2 separate regions of the Homo sapiens genome follow, and region 2 is linked to region 1. Evidence: chromatin loops called from intact Hi-C (ENCODE). Cell type or tissue: endothelial cell of umbilical vein. All regions are shown on one strand. Links, peaks and the distances in the headings refer to the core of each region. The heading gives the core; the rest is flanking DNA. Region 1 has its middle 530 kb from the start of VRK2. Region 2 overlaps LOC105374690 (a long non-coding RNA gene).

What was found. A loop is a pair of places that touch in the nucleus more often than their neighbours do. Peaks named below come from ENCODE experiments on the same cell type or tissue, not always from the same donor. Only the 100,000 strongest peaks of a DNase experiment are listed, where the experiment ranks them.
Region 2: it touches region 1 in a loop (12-fold over the local background); 20 of 110 quality-filtered maps call a loop at or near these places.

Annotation. Positions count from the first base shown.
Region 1 is chr2:57,511,825-57,523,884 of GRCh38, forward strand. No RefSeq gene overlaps it. Among named protein-coding and RNA genes, the nearest start is that of VRK2, 530 kb to the right of the region's middle. In endothelial cell of umbilical vein, for the core only: a CTCF peak has its summit at 5,111 (motif pointing left); a DNase peak (open chromatin) is centred at 5,127; H3K27me3 peaks cover 140 bases.
Region 2 is chr2:56,128,575-56,140,634 of GRCh38, forward strand. All of the region lies in intron 5 of LOC105374690 (a long non-coding RNA gene), which reads left to right. Among named protein-coding and RNA genes, the nearest start is that of LINC01813, 44 kb to the left of the region's middle. In endothelial cell of umbilical vein, for the core only: CTCF peaks have their summits at 2,055 (motif pointing right) and 3,806 (motif pointing left); DNase peaks (open chromatin) are centred at 2,067, 3,777 and 5,507; H3K27ac peaks cover 931 bases.

The DNA of each region.
Region 1 (12,060 bases), core at 1,690-9,689:
TTTTTTTTTGTCAATTTAAATATCTGCCAGCCATGCATAAGAGAGGCTGTTACTTTCTTCTCTCCCAGAGAACTGATATTCTTCAAAGATTGTACTCCTAATAGGCAACAAAATGCAGCAAGTTGCTGTTTAATTTACATTTCTCCAATTATAATTAGACTGAGCATTTTAGAATGATCTTTTCACCAGCCTTTAGCACATCATCCTTTCTAGCATGTCTGATTACGTCCTGTGCCCATTTTGGTATTGGGTCTTTTTTCCATTGATTCTTAAGAGATTACTTACATATTGAGTGTCATATTTTTTATCAATAATTCTTGCAAATATTTATCTAACATTTTTATTTGTTTACTTTTACACTCTCTCAATTCACAAAAGTATTATTTTTGTTAAATAATTTGTTAAATTATTTTTGTTAAATCTATCACTATTTTCCTCAATGAATGATGTCTTTCGTATTATGTTTAATTTTCTTTGCCCCGAAACTTTTTAAATATTTAGCAATGTTTTCTTCTAGTAGTTTTTTAGGTGAAACTTTTTAATGTAGTTAATCCATCTTGAATGTATTTGAGAAAAATTGTGAAGCAGGGATCCATATTCACTATTTTTGTCATACACCTAGCTATTGAATTAACACTATATTTGAAGCCAAAACAGGTTTGAATAATGCCTAACATTATCACTGAGAAGTGAGATAGTCTACAAACTGTGAAAATGGTTCTCTTATTCTTCAGTTTTAAGATAGAATGGTTGTGATGAAAGCCTGACTCAAGTGAGTTTTCAATAGAATAGAGAGGTTTGGAGACAAAAAAAAATGTAAATTATTGTGAAGAGTTTTAGTGTAAACTGCAGCAAAGAAATATAGTAGCAGCTGGAAGAAATGCAGTTCAGAATTTATGAAATCTTTAACATAATTTATCAAATAGTCTCTATTTTTCTGAGCATAGGATGAATGATTAATTCCGAATGAGAGGTGTGGATACACATTGGAAGACAACGGCTCCTGTCATCCATGTAGTCTTTCTTCCCCTCCAAGATCCCATGGTAAAGACTATAAAACAAAACAAATAGATGCACAACAGTGCTAAAAATATAAAACTATGCCATTTTCAGTTCGGATGTTTTGAAAAATTTCTGGAGATAGAATGCAGATTCATTGATAACTTAAGCAAAGCACAGATTACAACTGCATCACGGGAGTGCCGTTCTTCACAGTGTAACTATGAGCAAAAGTGCCCATGAGTGGCTCAAAGCAGAAGAGCATTCAGGGGTTGTAAATTAGGTGAATAAGATTGCATACATATATGGCTGGTGTCCCCAACCCCATTCACTAATCACTGTGGTCAATTTATCTAAGAAGCTCTGTAAAATGAAATGGATAACTGGAATGTAGAAAGACAAAAGGCAGAATCTAAGATATAGCTGAGCTTCCATAAACATTGACCTGATAACAGGTTTACTAGATAAAATACAAAAACAAAAAAACCAGGATGTATGAACTTCAGATATACAAAAATAATTAAAATATTCCCAAAATATTACATGGGACACACTCATTCTAAAATATTATTTATTATTTATCTGAAATTCACACTTAACTAGGCATCTTGCATTTTTATTTGCTAAACCCAAAAACACAACATATGTAGAGATCCCTTCCCCTCACCTTAGAGGAAAGCCTGCTTGATGACAAAAATATGAATTTACCAGAAACCTCACTTAGCCCTCATATTCATAGGTGAGGAGCTATAGTCAAGAAACCTATCCAATGCAAAGAAAACCCTCACCAGCTACCTAGTCAGCCAGCCATTCCTCGATAAACGCAAATAACCAAACAAAAAATTGCCAACATTTGAGGAAAGGCAAAATAGGCCATAATAAGAAAGAAAACAATTACTGGACTTGGTAATGTGGGCAGTAGAAGAACATGTAAAAAGAAGCTCTAGTTAATATTCTCCTAGATATATTAAAGAAGAGTCCACCCATAAATCGAAGAGATGATGTGAAATAGTCATAAAACAGGAAAAAGTATATAGAAATCAAAATTTTAATTTATAAAAGATAAAGTACTGATTTTAATATTAAATGGCTATAGTGGAATACAGCATTAGGAATTTATAAGTTCAAGTTGAGAAACTATTCCAAAATATAGACAAAAAAAAAAAAAGAAAGACGGGGTTTAAGACACAGAGACACAGAAGCTCAATCCAGGAAATCCAGTGTTTATCAAATAAAAGAAATGAAGAGGCAATAAAAGGAAAGAAGAAAGTGGCTATGGATGTAGATCCCAATGGCAAAAAATCAGAAGGATGGGCACCATCTCAGCAGCAGCAGAGAAGTGACTATAAACTTCACCTGCCTTCTGGAAAAAGTGATTGTTTATTGGAATATGAGGAGAAAAAGATGACGAAAAAAGGAAAAGCAAAAGAAATTAACCTAGCTATTTCTAAGGATTTCGAAACTAAAATGTTAAATATTATTTACCAAATAAGGCAGCAGCAAATATATAAGATTAAAAACTAATAAACGGGCCAGGCACGGTGGCTCACGCTTGTAATCCCAGCACTTTGAGAGGCCGAGGTGAGTGGATCACGAGGTCAGGAGTTCGCGACCAGCCTGGCCAATACAGTCAAACCCCGTCTCTACTAAAAATACAAAAATTAGCCAGGCATGGTGGCGCAAGCCTGTATTCTCAGCTACTTAGAGGAGGCTGAGGCAGAATAATTGCTTGAACCTGGGAGGCAGAGATTGTAGTGAGCTGAGATCGCATGACTGTGCTCCAGCCTGGGCAACAGAGAGAGACTCCATCTAAAAAAAAAAACCAACAACAACAACAACAAAGAAAAAAACTAATAAATGAAAAATTATAAATTGACTCAGAATTATCATCCTTTTTACTGAGTTTTGCATTAATCTCTATGTAAGAAATGGTGATTAAATCCATGTAGACTATATGTATTCGAAAATTTCCTTTGACATGGATACTTGCTTTCCTCTAAGAAATACTCTTCTTCAATTTTTATATCTATGCCTTGATTTTGTAAGTACATTTAAAGATATATGTTACTAATAAAGATACAATGCATTCATCACTAACACCATAATAAAATGTCAAGGGGGAGAAAACTGAGAAAAGGCCACTAAATTTGTTAATTAGAGCAAACCCTCAATTTCAGTGGACAAAACATACATCCTTTTGATGTTAGCATATTAATAACATCCTTTAGAAGAGAAAAAATGATATGCCTACTTTGAAAACACACTAACAATATGAAATCATCCCTGTATATATCAAAATATATTGATACAGAGAAAGGTTTCTAGATAATTTACCAATGACAAAATCATGAAGAGATAAAATAGTTTTGCTTTTCTATCATGTGTGTGATATGTATATATCCTCCTTTGAATATATACATACTCTTTTTTGGTGATAGTATAGCTCTTGAGCAAAATGGAAAATAACTGCTGTTGGATAGGAAAATGCTATTTAGTACAAAAACCTATTAAATATGTTATAATTTCATATTAGTATGTTGCAAGTTTTACAGAAATGCTAGTTACAGAATTTGAAGATGGTTAAAGAATAAATATTTGGGTATTATCAGGTGCATTTCTTAAAAGTATCATAACAATTTAGATTTCATTAAAAAATGAACAACAAGACAATTATACTATTTCCTGTCATTTTCTCTACTGCAACATACATGCCCGGAGGGCACAGATTTTTGTTTTCTTTCATTAACTGCTGTTGATCAGGTAGATAGAATAGTACCTGGACTAGTAAGTCACTCAGTAAATATTTGTTGAATGAAAAAATGAGTCAACGAATGAATGAATAGCTATTCAAAGACATTTGTTTTGTTAATATACTCGAAGAAAATTACTACCTTCAATTATTCAATAAGCTACAGCCATTGCCATACTTGGTAAGCTCCATTCAGTGGCTCTATTAATTACCTAGATGATGTCTCTGAATCCTTTATTGCTTTTTGTTAATATTACTTCATGTCTGTTTCTCTTTCTTACTGAAAAGTAGGGTCTTTGATAAATCATCTAAGTTTGTTGCCAGGGGCTTCTCTTTCAGGTTAATAGAATACAGTTTGCCAGATATCTCCTAGGTGTAAAAGTAGAAACAGGCACAGTCTAGAGAAAAGTGAGGTGAGTAAAACATGTTTCATGTTTTTTTCTGATATTATAGGTCGTTCATTTTCTTAACAGGTTAATGGATGGTAAGTTCCTCAGATCCAGAGCCCCATTATGCAGCATTTGGAGTTATCAGCTATCGATATTCAGAGAAAGGACGGAGGATGTGTGTGGTATTAATGGCATATTGTGCATTTTATCTATTTTTAAACAAGAAAGTATACTTGTTCTTCGAAAAATATAGAGAATTAGAAATTAGAAATAGGATTATAAATATTACACAAAGTATACCTTTCATTATATATTAACCATTTTAAATATATAATGCTTTTCCAAGCTTTTTTTCCTTGAAAATTGTAATTGAAAAATGTTATTTTTTCTAGCCAAGGAATTGCTACAGACAGTTCTTTGCCACTTCTTCAGGGTAGCATTTTATGAGTTCTCATGTAATGTTGACTGGTTCTATTAATTGGGTCTCTCACAGAGTAGAATCATATCTGTGAATTGTGTTATTTATACAAATACAGGGGATGCATTTTCTCTAAATTACTAAACAAAGAAAAGTGACATGACGTTTTTCTTTCATGCTAACACAACTTCCTTTGTCTCTCAGTCCTTCTCTTTGCAAATGGATTATGGGTATTTAGGAGAGGCTAAAAACCCCTGGGAAAACCCCATTTCTTTTGCCCTAATTCTGTATTTTCTTATCATTTTTTCTTACAATACAGAAAATTTCAGTTTGATAGTAATCAGTATCAACGAATAAAGTGTATATTTGGGCATATCAACCTGCTTTACTTTCAGAACGGTTTTTAGGAATCTAATTTTATCTTTAAACCAAATTCACAAATTTAAAGGAGAAAAGAATGAGAGAGACAGAGAGAGAGAGAGAGAGACATGCAAACTGCAAATGTTGTATTCTTTAGATTACATCATAGCACAATTCTAATTTATTGCTTTGAGAATAGTGACATCTAGTGGTTATAAGGTATTAATACCATGGGTACCTTTGTGTCAAAATTCAACTGCAACTGCAAGTAAAGTCGAATTCTATCGACACAGAAAATCAAGAGGATTTTATAGGAACTGAAATGTCCTCAGCCACTTTCAGACATCTGTTTATCTGCCAGTAACATTCTAGACAGAATGTGACTATTAATTTGAAAGCCAAATACAGTGCAGAATAAAAGGAAATGTTATCAGTTTACCCTTGTGGGAGGTTAAACAATTATAGATTCTGAGGCTGGTTAGCAGAAACGTATCCTGTGTGTATTATAGAAACAGATTACTTTTAACATTTGCTTCCCATATCGATATAAAGTGTTTGTCAATCGTAAATATTTGTCCTATATTTGTTTTCCATTTGATTCCCAATGTATTTGTCTAACACATATATTGATTATGAATTAAAGTAATGACGTGAACCCTTAAAGGAATAGTGACTATTTAGCTCATATTATGATTAATTAAACCTACTATATGGAACAAGATAATAGGCCCCCTTTTTCCAGAGTTTTTCTTTTAGCAGTTTTAGTTACAGTACAGTAAGATATTTTGAGAGAGACCACATGCATATAACTTTTATTATGGTATAGTGTTATAATTATTCTATGTTATTATTAGTTCTTGTTGTTAATCTCTTACTGTGCCTAATGTATAAACTGTATCATAGATGTGTATGTAAAAGAAAAAAAACAGTATATATTGGGTTCAGTACTATCCACACTTATAGGCATCTGCTGGAGGCCTTGGAACACATCCACCATGGATGAAGGCAGGGGTTACTGTAATATGTTTGACACTTTGCAGTCTACAGATTATTTACAAATTATTAAATTATCATCATTGTATATTAACATCACTCTAATTTTATAGCAAAGTAAAGAAAATATTTAAATATTTAAGTAAATAAGCTAAGCCAACAAAAGTATCCTGGATAAGAGAGTCAATGAAACCTGGTAAATGGGCCATCTTCCAACTAACCCTTCACCCTGCCCTATTGACATTCCAGGGCAAAGAAATAAATGGCACAATGCTGGCTCCCTGCATTAAAAGACCACCCAGATTTAGATGGAATAAGAGTAGTGGGAATTATAGTTGTAACAACTGCCATCACCCTCAATTATGGAGTGTCTACTATTTGGCAAACTCTACTCTAAGAAATTATTATCCTCAGTAATAGAACTAGAAGAAGCATCTGTGATAAAAGGAATGTCTAACCCACCTAAGGTCATAAGGCTAGTACCTCTGAGATAATAATAGTGCAGATTAGAAACATAGCTTATTCTCCATTTATCAGGATATGTAGCAAATACATATACTATAAACCTAGACTTTTAAAATAGAAGTTGTTTTTTTGTATATTTGTTTAGTTCTAATTAGGCAAATTTAGATTTTATAAAGTATTTTATTTTGACTTGATATGCTTAATGCTATGTTTTATAAACAGGATCTACTGAAAAGAGCACTAGAATTGGAATTAGAAGACTCAGATTTTATCCAAATGTAATATCTCCCTGAACTGTTTGTTCTTGGAAAATTAATTTAATTTAGCTAAGTTTTTATTTCCTCATCTGTAATTCTGAAAAAAATAATCATTTTAAACTCTCTATAAACCATTATGGAATAAATAAACTGAAATATATGAAAGCATTTTGAAAACGTCAAAGCACTGTACAAGTTAAAAGTATTATAATAGTAATGATAGATTCATAAGAGTAACTGGACTGGTTATCTTTTCTGGAGTGAGGTCAAAAGATGACCTGAGTAAAATAAGCTTTTGGTAAATGTTTGAAATTGCTATTATAGAATCCTAAAGAGAAAAGACCACATTTTTTTTTATGAAAGTAAGGAAGAGGAAATTTCTAGAATTCAGAAAGTTCGCTACAAATAGACATAGATATTTGTATTTATATTATGTCTGTGGACCAGAGTATCAGATTGATCTAGCTGGTAGAAAATAGGCAATGTAGGCTGGGCAGGGTGGCTCACACCTGTAATCCTAGCACTTTGAGAGGCCAAGGCAGGAGGATCACTTGAAGTCAAGAGATAGAGATGAGCCTGGCCAACAAAGTGACACAGTGTCTCTACAAAAATAAAAATAAAAAAATTAGCTGGGCACAGTGGAGTGCACCTGTAGTTCTAGCTATTAGGAGGCTGAAGTGGGAGGGTTGCATGAGCCCAGTAGTTAGACTTTGCAGTGAGCTATGATGGTACCACTGCACTGAAGCCTGAGTGACAGTGTGAGAGACCCTGTCAAAAGAAAGAAAGAAACAGAGAGAGAGAGAGAGAAGGAAGGAAGGAAGGAAGGAAGGAAGGAAGGAAGGAAGGAAGGAAGGAGAGAAGGAAAGAAATAGTCAAATAGACAAATAGGCAATGTTACCCTTTTGGAGAAGCACTTTTGTTTTTGCAGAAGATTTTAATTCTGTAATTGCTTTAAAGTCAATGATATATAGGAAATATCACTAGTAATGGCTGACACTGAAATCACTGCTATATCCATTAAGCTGTATTTCTTGCTCTTTGACCGGATTCATAGTAACACACACTTTGTACAGGCATAATTTTTCAGGTGCCTAATGTATTCCTAAGTATTAAAGAGTGCTGTTTTTAAAAGTTGTTTCTTTGGGTTAAACGGGGGTTTTAAATTTATTCATATTTATTGAGCAGTACAGTATCTATACCATAATAATAATATATTATAAAAGAGGTATAAGGCAAATTACCAAATATCAATAAATTAATATTTTTGGAGGCAAAAGTGTTATATTGCCTAATACTTTGATGGATATTCTAATTTTTTTAATTTTTAATTTTATGAGTACATAGTAGGTATATATATTCTGGGATGCATGTGATGTTTTGATATAGTCATAAAATATGCGATAACCACATCAGGGTAATTGAGGTATCATTTATCATTATCAAGTGTTTAACCATCATTTGTCATTTCTTTGTGTTAGGAACATTTCAGTTCCACTCTTCGTTATTTTAACATATACAAAAAAAAATTTTGACTGTAGTCACCTCGTTCTGTTCTGCTATCAAATAGTAGATCTTATGCTATCTAAGAATGTTTTTGCACTCATTAACTGTCTCCATATTTTCTCCTCTTCCCTGCTACCCTTCCTTGCTGGCCTCTGTTAACAATCATTCTACTCTAGCTATTCATGAGTTCAATTGTTTTCATTGTTAGTTCGCATCTATAAGTGAGAACCTGTGAAATTCGTCTTTCTGTTCCTGGCTTATTTCACTTAATATAATGTCCTCCAGTTCCATCCACGTTGTTGCAAATGACAGGATTTCATGCTTTCTTAAAGCTGAATACTATTTCACTCTGTATATGTGCCATATCTTTATTCATTCATCTGTTGAGAAACACTTAGGTTGATTTCAAATCTTGGCTACTGTGAATAGTTCTGCAATAAACATGGGGGTGCAGATATTTCTTCAATATACTGATTTCCTTTCTTTTAAATTTATACCTAGCAGTGGGATTGCTGGATCATATGGTAGTTCTCCACAGTGGTTGTACTAATTTACATTCCCACTAACAACAGTATATCAGGGTTCCTTTTTCTCCACCTCCTCATCAGCATTTTTTGTTATTTGTCTTTTGGTCAAAGGCCATTTTAACTGGGGTGAGATGATCTCTCCTTGTAGTTTTGATTTGCATTTCTCTGATAAATAATGGTGCCTAGTTTTCACACACCTGTTTGCCATTTGTGTGTCTTGAGAAATGTCTATTCAGATCTTTTGCCCATTTTTTAATTGAATTATTAGATTTTTTAAATTGATTTGTTTGAGCTTCTTATATATTCTAGTTATTAATCCTTATCAGATGGTTAATTTGCAAATATTTCCTCTCATTCTGTAGATTGCCTCTTCACTCTTTTGATTGCTTCTGTTGCTGTGCAGAAGCTTTATAACACAATGTGACAAACTCCCATTTGTTCATTTTTGCTTTGGTTGCCTGTGGTTTTGAGATATTACTCAAGCAATATTTGCCCAGACCAATGTCCTGGCTAGTTTCCTCAATGTTTTCTTTTAGTAGTTTCATAGTTTTAGGTCTTAGATTTAAGTCTTTAATCCATTGTGATTTGAATTTTGAATATAGCAAGAGATAGAGACATAGTTTCATTCTTCCCATATAAATATCCAGTTTTCTCAGTATCAGGTATTAAATAAACTGTCCTTTCCAAATGCATGTTCTTGACACCATTGTCAAAAATGAATTCATGGTATATTTATGGATTTATTTTTGGGTTCTCTGTTCTTACCTATTGGTCCATGTGACTGTTTTTCTTTTGTTGTTGTTGTTTTGTTGTGTTTTCTTTGCCGTTAGCAATCTGTAGGTTACTATAACACTGTTGTGTAATTTGAAATCAGGAAATGTGAGTTTTCTAGTTTTGTTCTTTTTCCTCAGGATGACTTTGGCTATACTGGGTCTTTTGTGTTCCCATACATATTTAAAAATGTTTTATTCTATTTCCGTGAAGTATGATATCAGTATTTTGATAGAAACTGCATTGAATCTGTAGATCGTGTTGGATAGTATGGACATTTTAACAATACTGATTCTTCTAATTCATAAACATAAAATATTTTTTCCATTTTTTTGGTGTCCTCTTCAATTTTTTGCAACATTGTTTTATAGTTTTCATTGAAGAGATCATTCACTTATTTTTAACTTTATTCCTAGGCATTTATTTTGTTTTATTTGTAGCTATTCATTCATAAATGGGATTACTTTCTTGATTTATTTTTCAGATTGTTTGCTATTGCCATATAGAAATGATACTGATTTTTGTGTGTTGATTTTGTATCCTACAACTTTACTGAATTTATCAGTTCTAATAGATTTTTGGTGTAGTCTTTAGATTTTTCTAAATATAAGATCATAATGTCTACACACGAGGATAATTTCACTTCCTCTGTTTCAATTTGAATGCTGTTTATTTCTTTCTTTGTTTAATTGCTCTAGCTATGTCTTCCAGTGCTATGTTGAATGACAGTGGTGAAAGTGGGCATTCTGTCTTATCCCAAATCTCAGAGGAAAGACTTTTACTTTTTCCCCATTCAGTATGATACCAACTGTGGTTGGTATGATCTTTTTTACTCACAAGAAGATGATGCATGTTATTGAATGCTTTTCAGCATCAATTGTAATGATTATATGGTATTGTCATTCATTCTATTGATATAATGTATCACATGATTTATTTGCATATGTCAAACCATCCTTGCATGCATAAGATAAATCCTGCTTGTTCGTGATGAATGATCTTTTTAATGTGTTGTTGAATTCAGTGTATTTGTATTTTGTTGAAGATTTTTGCATCAACATTCATCAGAGATATTTACCTATAGTTTTCTCTTTTTTGTTGTGCCTTTGTCAGGTTTTTGTATCAGGATAATTAATGTAGTTTGGATAGTTGTCCCCAGCCAAATCTCATGTTGAAATGTAATCACCAATGTTGGAGGTGTGGCCTTATAGGAGTTGTTTGGCTCATGGGGACAGATTCTGCATGGCTTGGTGTTGTTGCCATAATAGTGAGTTCTCAGAAGATCTGGTTGTTCAAAAAGCCCTCTCCCATCTCTCTTGTTCCTGCTTTAACTATATGATGTGTCTGCTCCTGTTTCACCTTCCACCATTAGTAAAATCTTCCTGGGGCCTCTCCAGAAGCCAAGCAGATGCCAGTGCCATGCTTCCCATACAGGCTGCAGAACCAATTATATTCCTTTTTCTTATAAATTTACTCAGCCTCAGGTATTTATTTATAGCAGTATAATAACAACCTAACACAGAAAATTGGTACAAAGAGTAGAGTGTTGTTATAAATATATCTGAAAAAGTGGAAGCAGCTTCGTAACTGGGTAATGGTCAAAGGTTGGAAGAATTTAGGGGGCTCAGAAGGAAACATGAAGATGAGGCAAAGTGTGGAGTTTCTTATAGACTGATTAAATGGTTGTGATCAGATGCTTGTCTATCAAGATGAATAGTGAAGTTCAGGCTGATGAGGCCTCAGTTAGAAATGTAGAACTTATTTGAGACTGGAGCAAAGGTCACTCTTCTTATGCCTTAGCAAAGAACTTGGGTATGATATGTTTATGCCTTAGGAATCTGGAAATTTGAACTTGTGTAGGTTATCTGGTGGAAGAAATTTCTAAGCACCAAAGCATTCACGACATGGCCTGGCTGCTTCTAACAACTTACACTCAGATGTGGGGACAAAGAAATTACTTAAATTTGGAAGTTATATTTAAAGAGAAAAGCAGAGGGTAAAAGTTTGAAAAATTTGTAGCCTGGCTATGTGGTAGGAAAGAAAATCCCATTTTCTGGAGAAGGATTCAAGCAGGCTGTGGAGAAACCACTTGCTAGTGAGATTTGCATAATTAAAAAAGAACCAAGTGCAAAGAAAATAGGAAAAAGGGCTTGAAAGCATTTCAGAGGTCTCTGAGCCAGCTTCTTGCATCACAGGCCCTGAGGCCTTTTAGAAGGACTGAATGGTTTCCTGGCCCAGGCCCAGGGAAACACTGCCCTGTACCATTCCAGGAGGCTGCCTCTCAAATTGTGTCCACGTGGGCTCCAGCCTCAGCTCAAAGGGCCCAAGGAACAGCTTGGGCCACCATTCTGGAGGATGCAAGCCATAAATCTTGGAAGCTTTTATGGAGTGTAAAGCCTGTAGGCACATAGAGTGTAAAAGTGAAGAAGGCTCAGCACCCTTTGCCTAGATTTCAGAGGATGTATGAGAAATCCTGGGTGCCAAGGCAGAAGACTGCTGCAGGGATGGGACCCATACAGACAACCTCTATTAGGGCAGTATAAAGAAGAAGTGTAGGGTTGGAGGCCCTACAAAGAATCCCCACTAGGGCACTACCTAGTGGAACTGTAGGAGGAGGGCCAACATCCTC
Region 2 (12,060 bases), core at 1,306-9,305, 1.4 Mb before region 1:
TGTGTGTGTGTGGTTTCTTAATGCTGTAGCACTGGTTGGGTCTAGACTAGAGTTGTGAATACAACTGAAGTCTGGGAAGCAGTTTTAAAAAGTACTTCTTCTTCTTCTTTTTTTTTTTAAATAGCTCAAACTATTTATCTAAATCTTTCTAATTGCTTTGCTTGTCTGTGTTAGCATTGTCTGCTTTTTGTCTTTTTTTTTTTTTTTTTTTTGAGATGGAATCTCATTCAGTTACCTGGGCCGGAGGGCAGTGGTGCAATTTCAGCTCCCTGCAACCTCCATCTCTCGGGTTCAAGCAATTTTCGTGCGTCAGCCTCCCAAGTAGCTGGGATCACAGGTGTGCACCACCACGCCCAGCTAATTTTTGAATTTTTAGTAGAGACAGAGTTTCACCATGTTGTTTAGGCTGGTCTCAAATTTCTGACCTCAGATGATCTGCCCACCTTGGCCTCCCAAAGTGCTGGGATTACAGGCGTGAGCTACCATGCCTGGCTTTTTTTTTTTTTTCTTTTAAGACAGAGTTTCGTTCTTGTTGCCCAGGCTGGAGTGCAGTGGCGTGATCTCGGCTCACTGCAACCTCTGCCTCTTGGGTTCAAGCGATTATCCTGGCTCAGCCTCCTGAGTAGCTGGGATTACAGGTGCCTGCCACCACGCCCGGCTACCTTTTTGTATTTTCAGTAGATACGGGGTTTCATCATTTTGGCCAGGCTGGTTTCGAACTGCTGACCTCAGGTGATCCACCCACCTCAGCCTCCCAAAATGCAGGGATTGCAGGTGTGAGCCACCATGCCCGGCCTTGTTTTTAAATTTTAAATTTTAAAATTAAATTTAAAACATTTTAAATTAAATATTTAAAATTTAAAATTTGAAACCATGGGGCCTATTTTTAAACACAGTCAAGGGCAATGTTGTATAGAAAGAGGTTCTTAGGATCACAGCAGTCTTCCTCATGGGTTTATGAAAATGTTTTGAGGAGTCCAAATATCTAGGAGGTGGTTAAGGGCAGGGATTACTCCTATTTTAATCTGCAAAAACTGAGGCTCATGGGGCTGAACAGTTAGTACCAAGTTCTAGATCTCCTAAATCTCAGGCCTGACTCCTTATAGGAGAGGCCAATGTTGCCCAGATAAATAACTGGGGAGTGGATTAGGTGTGGGGTCAAGGCTAAGGCTGAATACCTTCCTATCATTAGCACTGAAAGTCCTATGGCCTGGGAAACCCCTCAATCATAGGCAAACTGGGACAGTGGGTCACCCTACTGCAAGATCGCAGTTGGCCTATCTCAGATGTCACGTACATCTCTAGATCCTTTCTCTTCTGTAATCTTAAGTGTGTTTGGAAGCTGGCTCTTAACCATGTGTTACCAATTAAACTCCTAAAAGTTCAGATTTGAGATTTCTGTGTGATTCTGGGTTATATTTTTCTGACAGGTCTAACAATCCTCTTGGGTGCTTTATCTCCTGAAAAAAATAACAAACATGTCTGGGCCGCTGAAGTCACCCTGATTCCTCTCTATGGGCCCAACAGGCTCATTTGATTCACAAACTTGTGTAGATGAATCTGAGAGATGAATATCTGTTGTTCTCTCTGGCTTGGAGCATATGAGATGCCATATGACAATCTTTTCTTCTAAAGAATGGGGATAATAATTATCAACCTCATAGAGTTGTTTTAAGTATTAAGGTAATATAAGAAAGGTGCTTAGAATAGGGACAAGCACATAGTAAATATTCAATAAGTATTAGGAAAAAGAAAAACTTAAATAGTACTATAGAAATATAGGCTATTGACTGAATTGTCATTGTCATTGTATTCGGCAAATTCTCATGATAGAGGATTTTCAGTCTGTGGAGAAAACATATTAGAGGTTAAGATTAAAGTCTTTCAGAGTAAGTGAGGACTTCCCCAGGGAAACCCAACCTGGGAGTCAGATGGCATAGGTCCCCCACAATTAAAACATGCATTCTTATATATTCTTACGTGCTTGGGAAGCCACTAAGCTGTGCCTGTAAACTAGCCAAACTTCAGAGCTCTAGCTTTGTGTGGTGGCCTGTGGGTGAGGATTCTACCACCAGAGGGAGTTGAAGACCCAATTCAAACTGGATTAAGCAACTAGGAAATTAAATTGCTCATGTACCTGGAAGTCTAGAAGATCATGCAACTGATCTTCAGGGTTAATAGTGGCTTTAGAGTATAATGCCAAACTCATTGAAGTTCTCTACCATTCAAGATGTCAGCTGTGAGAAATGAGGGGATCAGAACCAAGTGTTAATCCTTTCTCCCAGCAGAGATCAGAGAGCTAGGAAAGGTGGGGATAGGGGCTGCGGAGGCCCGTCTCTTATCTGGAGAAGCCAGGGTACCCAAACTCAGAAGCGTATGGAATCTAGCGTCAGTGGGGAAGGAAGGTCACCATAGTAAGCAGGGCTTGAGGTAGATTTCAAGAGTGGGGGTATAAAGGTCATGGAACTCAACATGTGAGGAGATGAGAGCAGTCATGGACAGGTTAATTAGATTTGAGATGGGGACTACTGTTTGGGCTGGGTGCTGCATGTTTGTTCATTCCCTCAGTGCACTGTAGATGGAGGGTGTGCCGGTAATATTTAAAGAACAAGGGTGGATTCACCTGAGAAACAGTTCAGGGCAGGGCTTTCCTTCCAGTAGGGGAATAAGAATGCATTCACGTAGAGATTGGAGGGTGATTCTTTCTTGCTCCAAGGATCTCAGGTGGGTACTTCTTTCCCAGGAATGCTGCACCTGGGCTAAGGGCAGCAAGCCCAATCCTGGACCCTGTATAAGTAGGACTGGAGTTCCTAACTCACTGCCAGGCTTGAAGCAGGGGCTAGTTCTTCATGAGAGACTGGCAAGATATTTGCTCACCTTCTTACTTTTCTCAGAAGGTAAATTAAAATTTGTTAGGGCTCATAATTCCCAATGCTAGGGTCCTTTCCCATCTCAGTTACTGGTTTCTTTGCTTACCAGTGTACCAGAATTAATTTACCTGTAACACGGGGCATGTTCTACTCATCGTGGCAAAGGAAGCCAGCAGAGACAGAACACGTGGGCTGAAACTATGGTTATAAGTCACTGAGTTGTATTCTGTCCAAAATACTTAAAAGTAGATGGCCAAACTTCATTAAGTATAGAATGTTTGAAAATAGCCTTTCCAAGAAGGGAAAAATTTTCTTGAATGTAAGGATTATCAAGGAATTGGATGCTACAGAGGAGGAATTGTCAGAAAGGAGGCATCGAGACAGGTTTTGTCATATAAGCCAGAAATTGATCCTGGGAGTTTTTTCCAGAAAATGGTTTTCTAAATGTTTTTAAAAATAGCAATGTAAATGAATCAACTTGATCATCCATAATCTCAAACATTTGTCATTTTGAGGGGTAGCACTCAGGCTAACACATGGTAGTCTGACATGTTTGTATAAAAACATTCTAATTACTTTCTTATACCTTATTTTAGAACCTAATTTAAATTTAAATTTTCTAAACTTTATATTAGGCATGCATCAAAAATATGCATCAATTTTTCTAAAATTTAAACTAGAAAAATGTTTAAATTTAATTTAGATTTTTCTAAATTTTAATTTAAATTTTAAATTAGAGGTTTAAATTTTAAAAAAATAGATGCATATGTTAGGTGCCCAGTGTAAATTTTTGCTTATTTATCTGTTTTTGATGAACAAATACTCCCACATTCTCTTCAGTCTGCATTGATTTTCTGGGCTGGTTGCACTGAATTTGTAGTCAGAAAGTAATTGAAAGTTGTAATGGGGTGCCATCTACTGGGGAAATAGAACATAGATTAAAAAACAGAATTGATAGGCGTTCCCACTGCAAAAAAGAATGTGATGAAGATGATGTAAAAGAAAACATGAAAAAAGATGGGAAGTTTACATTTTGCATAAGACTAGAAAAATTTTATTTGAACTCAAATATGCTTCTTTGATATACTACTTTGTTTTAACACTAGCACAGACACTAGATATCAAAAGAAACCCTCTGTTTATACTTAAAATCCGAAAACTTTCAAATGGCTGAGATCTTTGAGACCAACCAGTTCAACACCCTCATGTTACAGATGAGAAACGGGCTCAGAGAGGAGAAGGGATTCATCAACTCTCTCCAGTTAGGTAATGCGGACATTTATATCCTCTCCTCACCAAGATGGTCCTCACTTAGATGAAGTAGCCATTTGGCAAAACATAATGATATAAAGGTCACCAAGAAGTTATCCAGGGCCAAACAGAACACCTCTCTGGCTGACTTGACAGATTGTTAGAAAGCCTCATAATTAGCGTTGCTCCTTTGCATGGGAAGTGATGTTTATTCATTTGTACTGTAAGTTCCCACAGACGCCTTCAGGACAATAGGATTTTCTCTGATTATTTGCTGTTTACCTGCTTATTTAGAAAGTAACCAGCAGAACTGCTGCTTTAGATCTAATTCTTTTTTTTTTTTTTGAGATGGAGTCTCCCACTGTTGCCCAGGCTGGAGTGCAGTGGCGCGATCTCGGCTCACTGCAACCTCCGCCTCCCAGATTCAAGCGATTCTCCAGCCTCAGCCTCCCAAGTAGCTGGGACTATAGGTGCATGTCACCACACCTAGCTAATTTTTTGTATTTTTTAGTAGAGACGGGGTTTCACCTTGTTAGCCAGGGTGATCTCGATCTCCTGACCTCGTGATCCGCCTGCCTCGGCCTCCAAAAGTGCTGGGATTACAGGCGTGAGCCACCAGGCCTGGCTTAGATCTAATTCTAACCAAGAGAGGGTGATGAGTGGGAAGAACATTATGAGAATTGATCATGGCTTCCCAAGGCAGTAATATCAGGGAAGAAAGATGGGACTGGTGAGGCATAGACCTGGGTTCTAGCATTCAGAGCAAAGTGGGCACTTAGAGGGAAGAGTGTGCGTGAAGGATGGGGAGCTCTCAAAACCACAGTGCTCTGACTCCACAACTGCAAATACACCCAATAAGGAGTGATACGGTTTGGATCTGTGTCCCTGCCAAACCTCAGGTTGAAATGTAATCCCAGTGTTGGAGGTGGGACCTGGTGGGAGGAGTTTGAATCATGGGGGTGTATCCCTCATGAATTGCTTAGTGCCATCCCCTTGGTGATGAGTGAGTTCGTATGAGATCCAGTTGTTTAAAAGTGTGAGCCTGGGTGACAGAGGGATACTGTCTCAATAAATAAATAATAAAATAAATAAAAAGTGTGTGGCACCTTCCACTCTCTCTCTCTTGCCCCTGCTCTCACCATGTGATATGTCGGCTCCTCCTTTGCCTTCTACCATAAGTGTAAGGTCCCTGAGGCCTCCTCAGAAGCCAAGCATCTGCCATGCTTCCTGTACAGTCTGCAGAATTGTGAGCCAATGAAACCTCTTTTCTTTATAAATTACCCAGTCTCCTGTGTTCCTTTATAGCAAAGCAAGAACGGCCTAACACAAGCAGTAATTAAATGGGTGCTTAGGGAAGCCAGGGCGGCTACACATGTTTTTCTCTGTTGAACTCTGATTTCCAGCGAATACTTAGAAAAGAAACAGGAAGGAGTGCTTGGCCAGTGATAAGAGGAAGGCTTATGAGAACAGTATTATATAGCCTCTCATTTCCATGAGCTTGTAAGAAATGCTCGGGGCAACAAAACTCAGAAAATTATTTTTAGAGTAATCCCCACAAGAGGGGGTAGGGAACGGGCCTGCTTCTTTGGAGAGATTCTTGCATGCTGACCAATAATATAAATGCGCTCCTTTACTTCTGTTCATCTTCATTTTTTGCAACAAAGAATGATTTTCGAATTGAAAGCATAGAACAAATGTTAATAAAAGGGAATGGAAGTTCAGACTGAAAAAAAGCCATGTCAGCTAGTAACAGCTACACATTAGAATGCTTCCTACATTCAATATTTTACATATATTATCTCATTTAATCTATACAGTAACTATGGTTTTAGGCACTATCTTATTTAGGTATTAGGAACCTCAGAGAGAGAGAGATGAAAGTATTTGTTTACGTTCCCTGTAATAAGGGGAAAGGAAGGCGGCACACAATTTATCCTCAGGCCATCTGATCTGGAGCTTGAGAGCAGAGCTGCTCAATTACTGGGCCTCCAGAGTTCCTTTGGGAGGTCAGTCCTCCTGGTGCAGATACAGAACACCCCAGCCTATGAGAGAACTTGCACTGTGAGCCATGGCAAGGGGCTGCAAATCCAGGAATGGGAAAATGTGTTTCTCTTTTGAAACTTTTCCTAAAAGAGAGAGCGAGAGCGAGACAGAATAAGGCATATTCTGCACATTGCAAGTTAGTGAGCTTGGTGTAGATGCTGGGTGAAATCCTAAGATAATAGGGTAATAGCCCTAAGTCTTAAAAGGTTATTGTATAATAAACACCTGGGAAAGGAAGCAACCAATCCAAGCACCCAGTGAGGGTTCGTAACTGTGCCATCATTTACTCATTCAGAAAATCCTGACGGCCTACTATGTGCCTGCTGCTGTGGTGGGCACCCTGGCATAATAAACAGGGCCTCCCCTCAACATAATCTCAACTAGTGGAGGGAAGACACGATCACTAATGATTGCAATGCTATGGAAACATCAGATAGGTATGGGTTCGTTAGTAGAGATAATGTGCCTCAGGGAGGCACACAAACTAGACTAAAGAGAAAGGAAGCAGAGAAGGTATCCCAAGGGCTGGGCTCCTTTTCCTTTCATTAAAAACATTTTTTTAAAGTCACTTTGTAAAAATTTTAGGCTGAACTATATGAACCATATGAAATTGCCATTTTTTAGGCCACAAATAAGCAAATATTGGCAATTTTATATGATCCAATCTAATCCAAAGTTTTCAAAGTCCAACAACACAACAGCACTACAAATAGGTTTTAATATGAAATGGGCAGGAGGTCCCTGCTTCGCATCTTCCCACCTCAGACTCCTTTTCCCCAAAGGCTGCCATTCTCAAGTCTTATAGATAGCTGTTTTTAGCTATTTCCTTCGCTACATATTGCCAAATAATATATGTTACTGTCATTTCTGGATTTTCCATTTTAACTATCTATTGAATTTCTGCTCTGAGGATGAGGATTTAACACTTATGCCACCCCTATCGTACATGCCTGCATTCTCTGCCCTATCTTACATTACTATATTATAATTTCTAGTGAGATCACGCTTCATATTTGCATCATTAATGTCAGGAGGGAACTCATGATATTTTCTTCCATGAGGTGGGATTTCTGCTAAACATTTCTGTGATCTCTCTGCGCCTTTACTCATTAATTCATTTGCTTCTCTTTAGGGAAGGAAGAGTGGCTTAATCTGGTTAGTGAATTTGGATCACCCCTTTTTCCTTCTGCTCTCTGGAAGCTATTTAATAGCAAGGGGAGAGTGTTCCTTGCTGCTCCATCTAGGCAGGGAAAGTCCAGCCTTGTCTTGGCTTGGGCAGGGAGTTTGGGGAGCAGTGGGAATCTGCCTAATTCTGAGATTCAAGGCTCATTTGGTTCTCATACCTAAACTACATTAGCCAAATAGGCCTTTTTCTTTTTAATAGACAACAGAAATTTATTTCTCACAGGTCTAGAGGTTGGGAAGTCCAAGATCAAGGCACTGGCAGATTTGGAGTTCTGGTGAGGGTCCACTTCCTAACAGACAGCCATCTTCTCACTCTAATCTCACATAGTGGAAGCTAGTGAAGCCTTTATCACTAGAGGGAAATAAGGGTGAGGTTTTGTCCTTCATCTAAATTTTCTGATTTATTTGCCAATTTGTTTAAAACTTGGGTGAGAAATAAGAAAATGATTTACCAGTTTCCTTGGAAGGACCCGACAATTATAATTACATACTTTTAAATTTACTCTCCTTTTCCTATAGTGTTCTTTGTTTTTTCCTAGAGCTATGAACTGTTTCTGTTTATTTGAATAGCCCATCTGTAAACTCCTGAAGGCTGAAAACACCCCTCTATAAGTTCAAGTAATCTCTTGCACTCCCCAACGCCAATGCCCCCGCCCGCCACCTTTGAGATGAACCTTTTGGAATCCTCCTACCTTGCTTGCAATCATTTCTGACCCTTCTCTGGCCCTGAAGCCTGGCTGTTACCCAGAGGCTCCCCTCACCGTCATCCTGGGAATTTGGTTCACTTCTGTGTTTTATCCCTGGCTTCTTGGATTACATGACTTCCTGTTTCTTGTCTATATTCTACCCTCACACTTGACTAATGATTTTGCTAAGTATAGAATTCTGTGTTCAACAGAATTTCCCTCAGAACCTTGAAGGAACTGTTTTCCAGAAGCCCAGTGAGTGTTATGAAATTTCACAATGATGGGCATTTTGCAGGACATCTGGTAGGTCCTTTCTATTTTAGAAACACATTCTTCTTTCTAAGTTCTGAGAAATTTTTTGCATAATTTCTTTTATAATAGTTTCCCTGCATGTTCTCTGATCTCATTTTCCACACCACCCCCTCCTTCCCTGGAACCCTTGCTGTCCTGATGTTTGACCATCAATCCTCCAATTTTCTTGATTTTTTGCTGTCTTATTTCCCACCTTTTTGTCATTTTGTTTTACTTTCTATGAGATTTCTTTTTCTTTTATTATTATAAGTTTTAGGGTACATGTGCACAACGTGCAGGTTTGTTACATATGTATACATGTGCCATGTTGGTGTGCTGCACCCATTAATTCGTCATTTAACATTAGGTATATCTCCTAATGCTATCCCTCCCCCACCCCCCTACAACAGGCCCTGGTGTGTGATGTTCCCCTTCCTGTGTCCATGTGTTCTCATTGTTCAATTCCCACCTATGAGTGAGAACATGTGGTGTTTGGTTTTTTGTCCTTGCGATAGTTTGCTGAGAATGATGGTTTCCAGCTTCATCCATGTCCCTACAAAGGACATGAACTCATCATTTTTTATGGCTGCATAGTATTCCATGGTGTATATGTGCCACATTTTCTTAATCCAGTCTATCATTGTTGGACATTTGGCTTGGTTCCAAGTCTTTGCTATTGTGAATAGTGCTGCAATAAACATACGTGTGCGTGTATCTTTATAGCAGCATGATTTATAATCTTTCGGGTATATGCCCAGTAATGGGATGGCTGGGTCAAATGGTATTTCTAGTTCTAGATCCCTGAGGAATGGCCACACTGACTTCCACAATGGTTGAACTAGTTTACAGTCCCACCAACAATGTAAAAGTGTTCTTATTTCTCCACATCCTCTCCAGCACCTGTTGTTTCCTGACTTTTTAATGATCACCATTCTAACTGGTGTGAGATGGTATTTCATTGCGATTTTGATTTGCATTTCTCTGATGGCCAGTGATGATAAGCATTTTTTCATGTGTCTTTTGGCTGCATAAATGTCTTCTTTTGAGAAGTGTCTGTTCATATCCTTCACCCACTTTTTGATGGGGTTGTTTGTTTTTTTCTTGTAAATTTGTTTGAGTTCTTTGTAGATTCTGGATATTAGCCCTTTGTCAGATGAGTAGATTGCAGAAATTTTCTCCCATTCTGTAGGTTGCGTGTTCACTCTGATGGTAGTTTCTTTTGCTGTGCAGAAGCTCTTTAGCTTAATTAGATCCCATTTGTCAATTTTGGCTTTTGTTGCCATTGCTTTTGGTGTTTTAGACATGAAGTCCTTGCCCATGCCTATGTCCTGAAATGGTATTGCCTAGGTTTTTTTCTAGGGTTTCTATGGTTTTAGGTTGGACATTTAATCCATCTTGAATTAATTTCTGTATAAGGTGTAAGGAAGGGAACCAGTTTCAGCTTTCTACATATGGCTAGCCAGTTTTCCCAGCACCATTTATTAAATAGGGAATCCTTTCCCCATTTCTTCTTTTTGTCAGGTTTGTCAAAGATCAGATAGTTGTAGATATGTGGCATTATTTCTGAGGGCTCTATTCTGTTCCATTGGTCTATATCTCTGTTTTGGTACCAGTACCATGCTGCTTTGGTTACTGTAGCTTTGTAGTATAGTTTGAAGTCAGGTAGCTTGATGCCTCCAGCTTTGTTCTTTTGGCTTAGGATTGACTTGGCAATGCAGGCTCTTTTTTGGTTCCATATGAACTTTAAGGTAGTTTTTTCCAATTCTGTGAAGAAAGTCATTGGCAGCTTGATGGGGATGGCATTGAATCTATAAATTACCTTGGGCAGTATGGCCATTTTCACAATATTGATTCTTCCTACCCATGAGCATGGAATGTTCTTTCATTTGTTGGTAGCCTCTTTTATTTCCTGGAGCAGTGGTTTGTAGTTCTCCTTGAAGAGGTCCTTTGCATCCCTTGTAAGTTGGATTCCTAGGTATTTTATTCTCTTTGAAGCAATTGTGAATGGGTGTTCACTCATGATTTGGATCTCTGTTTGTCTGTTATGGGTGTATAAGAATGCTCGTGATTTTTGCACATTGATTTTGTATCCTGAGGCTTTGCTGAAGTTGCTTATCAGCTTAAGGAGATTTTGGGCTGAGACGATGGGGTTTTCTAGATATACAGTCATGTCATCTGTAAACAGGGCAATTTGACTTCCTCTTTTCCTAATTGAATACCCTTTATTTCCTTCTCCTGCCTGATTGCCCTGGCCAGAAGTTCCAACACTATGTTGAATAGGAGTGGTGAGAGAGGGCATCCCTGTCTTGTGCCGGTTTTCAAAGGGAATGCTTCCAGTTTTTGCTCATTCAGTATGATATTGGCTGTGGGTTTGTCATAAATAGCTCTTATTATTTTGAGATACGTCCCATCAATACCTAATTTATTGAGAGTTTTTAGCATGAAGGGTTGTTGAATTTTGTCAAAGGCCTTTTCTGCATCTATTGAGATAATAATGTGGTTTTTGTCATTGGTTCTGTTTATATGCTGGATTACGTTTATTGATTTGCGTATGTTGAACCAGCCTTGCATCCCATGGATGAAGCCCACTTGATCATGGTGGATAAGGTTTTTGATGTGCTGCTGGATTCGGTTTGCCAGTACTTTATTGAGGATTTTTGCTTCGATGTTCATCAGGGATATTGGTCTAAAATTCTCTTTTTTGGTTGTGTCTCTGCCAGGCTTTGGTATCAGGATGATGCTGGCCTCATAAAATGAGTTAGGGAGGATTCCCTCTTTTTCTATTGATTGGAATAGTTTCAGAAGGAATGGTACCAGCTCCTCCTTGTACCTCTGGTAGAATTCAGCTGTGAATCAGTCTGGTCCTGGACTTTTTTTGGTTGGTAAGCTGTTAATTATTGCCTCAATTTCAGAGCCTGTTATTGGTCTCTTCAGGGATTCAGCTTCCTCCTGGTTTAGTCTTGGGAGGGTGTATATGTCGAGGAATTTATCCAGTTCTTCTAGATTTTCTAGTTTATTTGTGTAGAGGTGTTTATAGTATTCTCTGATGGTAGTTTGTATTTCTGTGGGATCGGTGGTGATATCCCCTTTATCATTTTTTATTGCATCTATTTGATTCTTCTCTCTTTTCTTCTTTATTAGTCTTGCTAGCGGTCTATCAATTTTGTTGATCTTTTCAAAAAACCAGCTCCTGGATTCATGGATTTTTTGAAGGGTTTTGTGTGTCTCTATCTCCTTCAGTTCTGCTCTGATCTTAGTTATTTCTTGCCTTCTGCTAGCTTTTGAATGTGTTTGCTCTTGCTTCTATAGTTCTTTTAATTGTGATGTTAAGGTGTCAATTTTAGATCTTTCCTGCTTTCTCTTGTGGGCATTTAGCGCTATAAATTTCCCTCTACACACTGCTATAAATGTGTCCCAGAGATTCTGGTATGTTGTGTCTTTGTTCTCGTTTGTTTCAAAGAACATCTTTATTTCTGCCTTCATTTCGTTATGTACCCAGTAGTCATTCAGGAGCAGGTTGTTCAGTTTCCATGTCGTTGAGCGGTTTTGGGTGAGTTTCTTAATCCTGAGTTCTAGTTTGATTGCACTGTGGTCTGAGAGACAGTTTGTTATAATTTCTGATCTTCTACATTTGCTGAGGAGTGCTTTACTTCCAACTATGTGGTCAATTTTGGAATAGGTTTGGGGTCATGGTGAGCAGAATGTATATTCTGTTGATTTGGGGTGGAGAGTTC